Linked DNA regions of Homo sapiens: region 2 is linked to region 1. Evidence: chromatin contacts called from ENCODE Hi-C or POLR2A ChIA-PET data. All regions are on one chromosome and are shown on one strand. Each heading gives the region's core, a stretch centred on a gene start or an enhancer-like site at or near the end of the contact. The rest is flanking DNA. Distances are from core to core; before and after follow the strand shown.

The links. Hi-C counts contacts between places; a loop is a spot of excess contacts on that map. ChIA-PET counts read pairs that join two places held with the same protein, here RNA polymerase II (POLR2A). Pooled maps may share reads with other maps.
Region 2: a loop to region 1 is called in a pooled map, with 4 times the contacts of the local background. The contact joins two enhancer-like sites. A Hi-C loop is called at or near these places in 6 of 37 single-sample maps with no recorded cell type and 5 of 50 pooled maps. POLR2A ChIA-PET finds 5 or more read pairs at or near these places in 1 of 52 experiments (activated T-cell).

Annotation. Positions count from the first base shown.
Region 1 is chr11:72,968,569-72,972,206 of GRCh38, reverse strand. All of the region lies in intron 8 of FCHSD2 (FCH and double SH3 domains 2), which reads left to right. Among named protein-coding and RNA genes, the nearest start is that of ATG16L2, 160 kb to the right of the region's middle. Within about 2 kb of position 2,211, at least 3 of the 41 ENCODE cell types and tissues checked have a DNase peak (open chromatin) inside an H3K27ac peak, as active enhancers do.
Region 2 is chr11:73,048,301-73,052,040 of GRCh38, reverse strand. All of the region lies in intron 3 of FCHSD2 (FCH and double SH3 domains 2), which reads left to right. Among named protein-coding and RNA genes, the nearest start is that of FCHSD2, 92 kb to the left of the region's middle. Within about 2 kb of position 1,965, at least 2 of the 41 ENCODE cell types and tissues checked have a DNase peak (open chromatin) inside an H3K27ac peak, as active enhancers do.

The sequences.
Region 1 (3,638 bases), core at 962-3,461:
CAGAGTTTAATTTAATGTCTTGGGCTGGAGAATCAACAATAGATGAGGGGTACTGAAGCAGAGAATACATAAAACTATTAACGAGAGTATTGTATAGGGTGACAAGAGGCATAAGAAGAAAATTTTAAAGAGATTAACTCTTTTTAAATCAATTTTATTGAGGTACAATTAATATACAATAAGATGCATCTATTTTAAAATAGGGTTGGTTGAGTTTTGACAAATATGTATAACCATATTGTCACTATCATAATTGCAATCAATATCTAGAATATTTCTATCCTCCCAAACTTTTATCTCTCGTTCCTTTGCAGTTATATTTGATTTCCGTTGCTATGTAACAAATCACCACAAACTTAGACGTTTTAAACTACCTCCATTTATTATCTCACAGTTCTGTAGGTCAGAAGTCCAAGTAGGCTTAGCCAGGTTCTCTGCTTAGGGTTTCACAAGGCCAAAATCCAAATGTCACCTTGGCTGCATTCTTATCTGGAGATTCTGGGGAAGAATCTCCTTCCAGGGTCATTCAGGTTGTTGGCAAAACCCAGTTCCTTCTGGTTGTAGGACTTAACTCTGTTTTCTTGCTGGCTGTAGGCTGGGGTCATTCTCAGCTCCTAGAGGTGCTCTCAGGTCCTTTGTACATAATTCTCCATTACCAAGCCAGCAGTAGTGTGTCCAGTCCTGTTCATGTTTTGAATTTCTGACTTTTTTGCTACTAGCTAGAGAAAACTCTGCTTTTAAAGATTCATGTGATTAGGTAATCGCAGATAATCTCCCTTTTGCCATTTAACGTAGCATAATCACAAGAGTGATTATGTTCTACTGACACTCAAAGGAAAGGGGATTATACAAGGGCAAGGGTCACTGGGATCATTTTATAGTTCTGTCTACTTCAGCAGTCTTCACGTATTTTGTTAAATTTATTCCTAAGCATTTCATATTTCTCAATGTTACTGTAACATTTAGGTTTTAATTTTTCCTTTCAGTTCTTTTTATTAATATATAAACATATGATTGATTTTTATATTTTGACCTGTTCCAGTTACTTATAGTGTTACTCTGCATGACAAATGACTGTAAGGCTCAGTGGCTTAAAACAACAGCATTTAGTTTGCCTTCAAGTCTATACTTTGGGCAGGGGGGTCAGTAGGGATAACTTATCTCCGTACCACTCACATCAGCTAGAGAAACTCAAATGTGAAGGTTGAATTCTGAGGGCTTGCTATCTCACGTTTCTCATTAATGCTGCCTATTGACTCAGACCTTCCCGAGGCTGTCAGCTGGAGCTTCTGCACTTGGCTTCTTGGTATTGCCTTTCTCACAATGTTGTGGTTGGGTTCCAAAGGCAAATATGAGGGCAGTGGGGGTTAGGGGTATGTTTTGTCCCATTTTGTATACCTAACCCCAAAATTGGTGTTAAATGAGTGAGAAAGGAGAGGTTCAGCGGCCTTTCTTCATGGAAGTCTTTTCTTCATAGAAGAATTCGCATCTCACCAGGCTTTGTATGTGAGTGGGATGTCGGCAGGCTGTGGCAGCAGACAGTGGCATTTCACAGGGATGGACTTTTATGAAAAGGGGAGTGAAAGTAATGCACAGAAGAAACCAGTGGCTCCATTAATCTTGGAGAGAGCCATGAGAGTGCTAGCAATAGTTTTTAAGTGAGGTTGAAAAAAATTTGACCTTGAGGAAAGAATTCTAAAATGCCACTAAAGTAGCTTTGATTTTTTAAAACCAACCAGGTTAAAATGTGAACACATGATTATTTGTTATCTTAGTTTTAAATGCAGTTTTCTATAACACATGATATTTTTCCATTACCTTTTATTGTAGGGCTTTTAGATAAAAGACAATTTTCATACATTAGAATTGTAAGTATTTTTACTCACTGGATTGTAGACTGTTAGGTTTTGGTAGTGTTCTTAGATTCTGTAATATTTATTGTTGGTTAAAAACTTGAGGTGGTGAGCACTGTTAGCATTAATTTTGGGGTTAAGAAAGGAAGTGGTATATGTATTATCTGTTCAACATTCTTAGCCATTTGTGGCTTTAGTGAGTTTTCTTGCTTTATCAGTCATTTATCAAGTACCTCCCTCTAGTTTTCTTTTTCAAACCACTTTGAAACAGCAAGTTGGGTTCATTTTACTGGTATTCTGATGACTGTTGATTGTGGTTCTCAGGCTGATGTAATCATGTCACAAAATACAATAAAGATGATATTCCATCACTGAGGTGCTTAGTCACAGATTAAAATAGTCCCTGGCCACAGACAAGTCTTTTTCTGAGCCCAGTCCCCTATTCCTGTAATAATGAGGGTCAGGTCTCACTTGTGTGTATTTGGTCGTGTTGTACCTAGCATAACCAATGTGTGTGTTTAAACTTCATCCAATAAATCACTTAAGCCTAAGAATTTTGCTTCTTTATCACAAATAACATAGTGTGGAGTTTGCTGAACTCTATTTTCAGACATGGCTTTATAATTTCTGACTTAATTGCATGTTAAGCCATTTTATTTGTTTTCTTATTAAATTAACTAGTCAAAACATACCGTATTTCATTGATTCTAACATTTGGGCTTTTTTCTAGTCTTTTAATGTTTTTTATATCTTCGATGCTTCTTGTATTCTGTGGTGTCTTAAAGGAGGATAATTTTGCCTAAAGTTCCACTTTGTGCAAGGCACACAAAGAAGTAAGGAAATGGGACAAATACTCTCTACCCTCAAAAAATTAAGACAAAGATTCATCTTTTTGTCTCTGTCCCTCTCAGTGTTTTTCTCTTTCTTTCTCAGACACATACTCTAAAAAATTAACTGAGGTGGCAAAACCTAAATGCCAACTAGCTTTTCTGCACAGTTCTAATCCGATTTTTATTCCTGATATAAATAACTTAAAGCCAAATTAAATTAAATGAAACCATTCTAACATGATCCAAGAGGGAGAAAGTCTGTAGGTGAAGATAATAAACATTGGAATGCAGCTCCGTCTCTCATAAGGTTTTTGAAGGGAGTAGGTAGACTGTTAACACTGATTTTGACATGGCTACACTGGACAGTTCAAGTATTAACTTAGTGCTGACAATGAGGAGGAGACATCTGGAGTCTGAGAAGACCAGCCACCTAAGTGATACCCCAGGTATACTATTTTAAATTGATTTCAAAGAAAATCTATATGAAAGGTAGTAGCATATGTATATATGTGTGTATATCATTAAAACCATGTTTTTCATATAAGATGAATCACTGGACAAAGCCTTAATATTATTACCTATCAGTTTTGAAGGAAAGGATAACTGGGTTTTATTTTTGTTTTGTTTACCAATTTATAGAAATATCTTTTAATGTTACTATAATAAAACCATTAAAGCACCAAGGAGAAGTGTTGGTCAAAGGATGAACCTTGGGTACACAGAAGCACTGCTGGTCTCTGGAGTGAGGATGACTGGTCAGAGCATCCTGACTTCTGTAAGCAGGCCTTATGCTCATGGGGTATATAGTTTATAGCCTTTAACCCTGCCAAGAACAGAGAAAGTTTGCAGGGCTTCTGAAATTCCATGCCAGCACTATCATTTTGGAAATCAGAATAACCCCCCATTTATGGATATTGTAATTTATCATCTGTCAGCATAATTGGAAATATGTATT
Region 2 (3,740 bases), core at 716-3,215, 80 kb before region 1:
TAACCAGTTCCTGAATTCATCAGACTATGGTGTCATTGGAAATTGGTTCTTTATTGCAGATTCACTGAATATTTCCAAGCAAACATCTTTGGTGGAATTTTTCCCTGATGTCAGTGTGTGTGGGGTGTGTGTGTGTGTGTGTGTGTGTGTGTGTGTGTGTGTGTGTGTGTGTTTATATACCGTGTTAGCATCCTGAAGGTCTATTATATAAAAAGCCTGAAAACACTAATACTTATTTGAAATAGCAGACATTTGCTTCTGTTGGCTTTGCAATTCACTACTATTTATTTCAAATTTTTTTTGTTGTTTTGAATGTCTATATGGTTTTTGCATAAATACTACTTAGGTTTTGAGGGTTTTATTGTTGCATAGCCAGTACATCTCTGCAGATAACCCATAGTGGTTTTAAACTTTGCTGTCAGTCATACTTTTGTGTAAAATAGTATAAAGTCGTTGGTCTTTATTTCTTTGAAATTACTTTCATTGTTGTTTGGTTTACTACCTCTGCCTCATTCAGAGACATTTTATCTTTTTTTGCCAAGGAAAGCCCATTAAACTTTTTCTGTTTGTAAATTAGGTGTAAAAATACCTATTTACTTCCTTAATTTAGCTAAAAATATTAAATTATAAATTATAGGCTGATTAAAATTTAAATGACACAATGACAGATTATGAAAATATGCTTACATTTTCTCAGATTTAAATTTTTTATTTTTTTATTTTTTAGAGCTAGAGTCTTACTCTGTCACCCAATCTGAAGTGCAATAATGCAATCTTGGCTCACCGTAGCCTCAATCCCCTGGGTTCAACTGATTTTCCCTCCTCAGCATGCAACACCACTGGCAGCACCATGTGTGACACCACGTCCTGCTAATTTTTAAAGTTTGGTAGAGACAGGGTCTCACTTTGTTAGCCCAGACTAGTCTTGAACTCTTGGATTCAAGCGATCCTCCCACCTTGGCCTCCCAAAATGTTGGGATTACAGGCATGAGCCACTGTGCCCAGCAAGATTTTTAAAATATTTCCATTATAGATAACAAACTAACTGATGTCAAATTGCTTAAAACTTTCTAAATGCTTACTCTCAATTTCTGTACTTGCCTGTTATGTATCAGTAACAAACAGTTGGAGGACCTTTGTTCTAATCTAGAGACTAATAGAAGGCCATTGTAGCAAGAAGGGGTGTTCTGAGTCTTATATTATTTTTCTTAGAGTAGATATTCTCGGCCTTTGGTAAAACTTAATTATAGTTTTCATTTGCTGTATTTGAGATTCAGTGAGACGGTTTTTTCCTCATGTTAGTGAATGGAGACATAACGTTCAACCAATATAAAGGGACTTTAAGCAGGCAATTTGCAGATGTTCCCATTATCTCCCCATGTGGATATGGAAAGGCTTGTTTAAGGACAGCAGTCTTAGTTTATGTCTTATTTGTTCACCTGTTACTGAAAAACCATTGTGGGGGCCTGGGTTCCTATGTCTATTTTCTGATTACTCCAATGTTGTCCCACGAAAGGAACTATTTAAGAGCCTTATATATTCAGCAGCTATAGCTCAAATCCATTGTGATAAAGGTGACCCGTCCCATATATGTTTATAGTAATATTCTTTCTATATGGTTTATAAATGTACATATATGTCTGCATATGATATGTCTCTATATCAATCTAAATACGTCTTTTTCACTTATTTCTACATATTGTTGAATTGCTTAATGACTTTTTATGGAAACTTGGAGCTAGAAGTGGTGTGAAGGTCATATGGTCCAGCCCTCTTTTTAATATAGAGGCTGGCAAACTAGGGCTGTCTGGTCTGACACCTGTTTTTGTAAGTAAAGTTTTGTTAGACCACGGACATACCTATTTGTTTACATATTGTCTATGGCTGCTTTCTCACTACAATAGTATATTAGGGTAGTTGCCCTGGAGATCTTATGGCCTGCAGAGCCAAAAATATTTACTCTCTGGCCTTTTACAGAAAAGTTTACTGACTTCTTATATAGAGAGGCCTGGCAACTTCTACCTGAATTCATTCAGTGACAGTATTTCACTCTCTCTCAAAGCATTCAGCTTATAGTTAGTTTCTATTTATCTTGAGCAAAACTTTTTTAAGAAACCTTCCTTGTACACATGATAGACTTTTAGGAATTTGAAAACAATTTTTTTTTTATGGTCCTTTTGTGCTTTTAATAACCATAATATTGATTTCACAAAATTTTATCCTCTCCTTAAAAAGTTGGTAAGAACGTACCCTCTAAAAATGGTAGCCCTTTAAAATATGCCTTACATAGTATAAAAGAATTATCCAACTCTTCAGGTGTCTCTCTTTCCCCCTTTTTCTTTTTTTTTTTTTTTTTATTATACTCTAAGTTTTAGGGTACATGTGCACATTGTGCAGGTTAGTTACATATGTATACATGTGCCATGCTGGTGCGCTGCACCCACTAACGTGTCATCTAGCATTAGGTATATCTCCCAATGCTATCCCTCCCCCCTCCCCCGACCCCACCACAGTCCCCAGAGTGTGATAAAAACAATTTTTATACTTCTTATCTCTTTCTAGTAGTCTACATCCCATTCCCAGTCTTTCCAATCATAAAAATTTGTAGTTTATTTAGTTCACACTTGAACGTCCTATGAAACTGTTTTAAACCTTTTACCTATCTTGTTTCTTGTCATTATTCTTAAGCCATTGATACAGAAATCAGAACCAAATTTAATATTGTTGTGGGTATGAGACAGTTTCTGTCATGTTTTAATTTTTTCCTTAAAGTTTTACTATGTACTTCATATATACTGGGCACTCAACTGTGTTATTATTACTTTAAATATGTGCTAAGTGGCATTATTTTTTAAACAGTGATATCACATTAAAGGTTCTTAATGAGCTCAAACTCAAAAACCACTACGTCTTTTTACATATCTTGCTATTAAATCAGATCTTCACCATCCTACGCTGAACCCATGGCAGGACTTTTTACTCCTTTGAGATTCTATTGTATTAGGTTTATTCCACTGTGTCAGTATGTTGAGAAGTTTTAGCATCTTGATTCTGTTATTTAAATATTTACTGTTCTTCATAGCTCTTTGTCATGTGAGAATTTGATAGCAATGAGTTACTCGATCAACATCTTGCTATGTTTGTGTGGTCGTTATTGAATCCAAGTGAAATTGTTCTGGGAATTTTTCTTAGAGTTTATGGTAGATTGAATTATTGCTCAGCAAATATTCATTCCCCACCCTTTCTCTTGAGGTGAACTATACATACATCCCTGTCTTACTGATTTTAGACTTGGTCATACGGCTTGCTTGGACTAGTAGAATGGAGATGGAATTGACTGTAAAGCCATTTCTAAAATGAGGCTTTAAGAGGCATGGCAAGTTATTTCCAGCTTTTTCGTACTTCCGGCACTTACTGTAAGAAGAACTTGCCCCAGGTAACTACTTCAGATGGGGTCCCAGAATGAAAGATATGTGAAGGATACCTGAACTTGACCCTGCAACCTGAAGCAGAGATGCTCTAGCCAACCTGCAGATTCATGAGCAGAAGTTAGCATTTATTGTTTTAATCCATTTCCACTTTTTGAGTTGTTACAGAGTATTGATTCAGCAATAGCTGGTCCATACACAGCTAACCAAGCCATTCTGTTTTGCAGGAATTATCTCTGAAATGCCTAGTACCTGTAAATAACAAGCCAGTACTAGACTATCATGAACCTTGGCTTAAGGGAGATCAGAGGT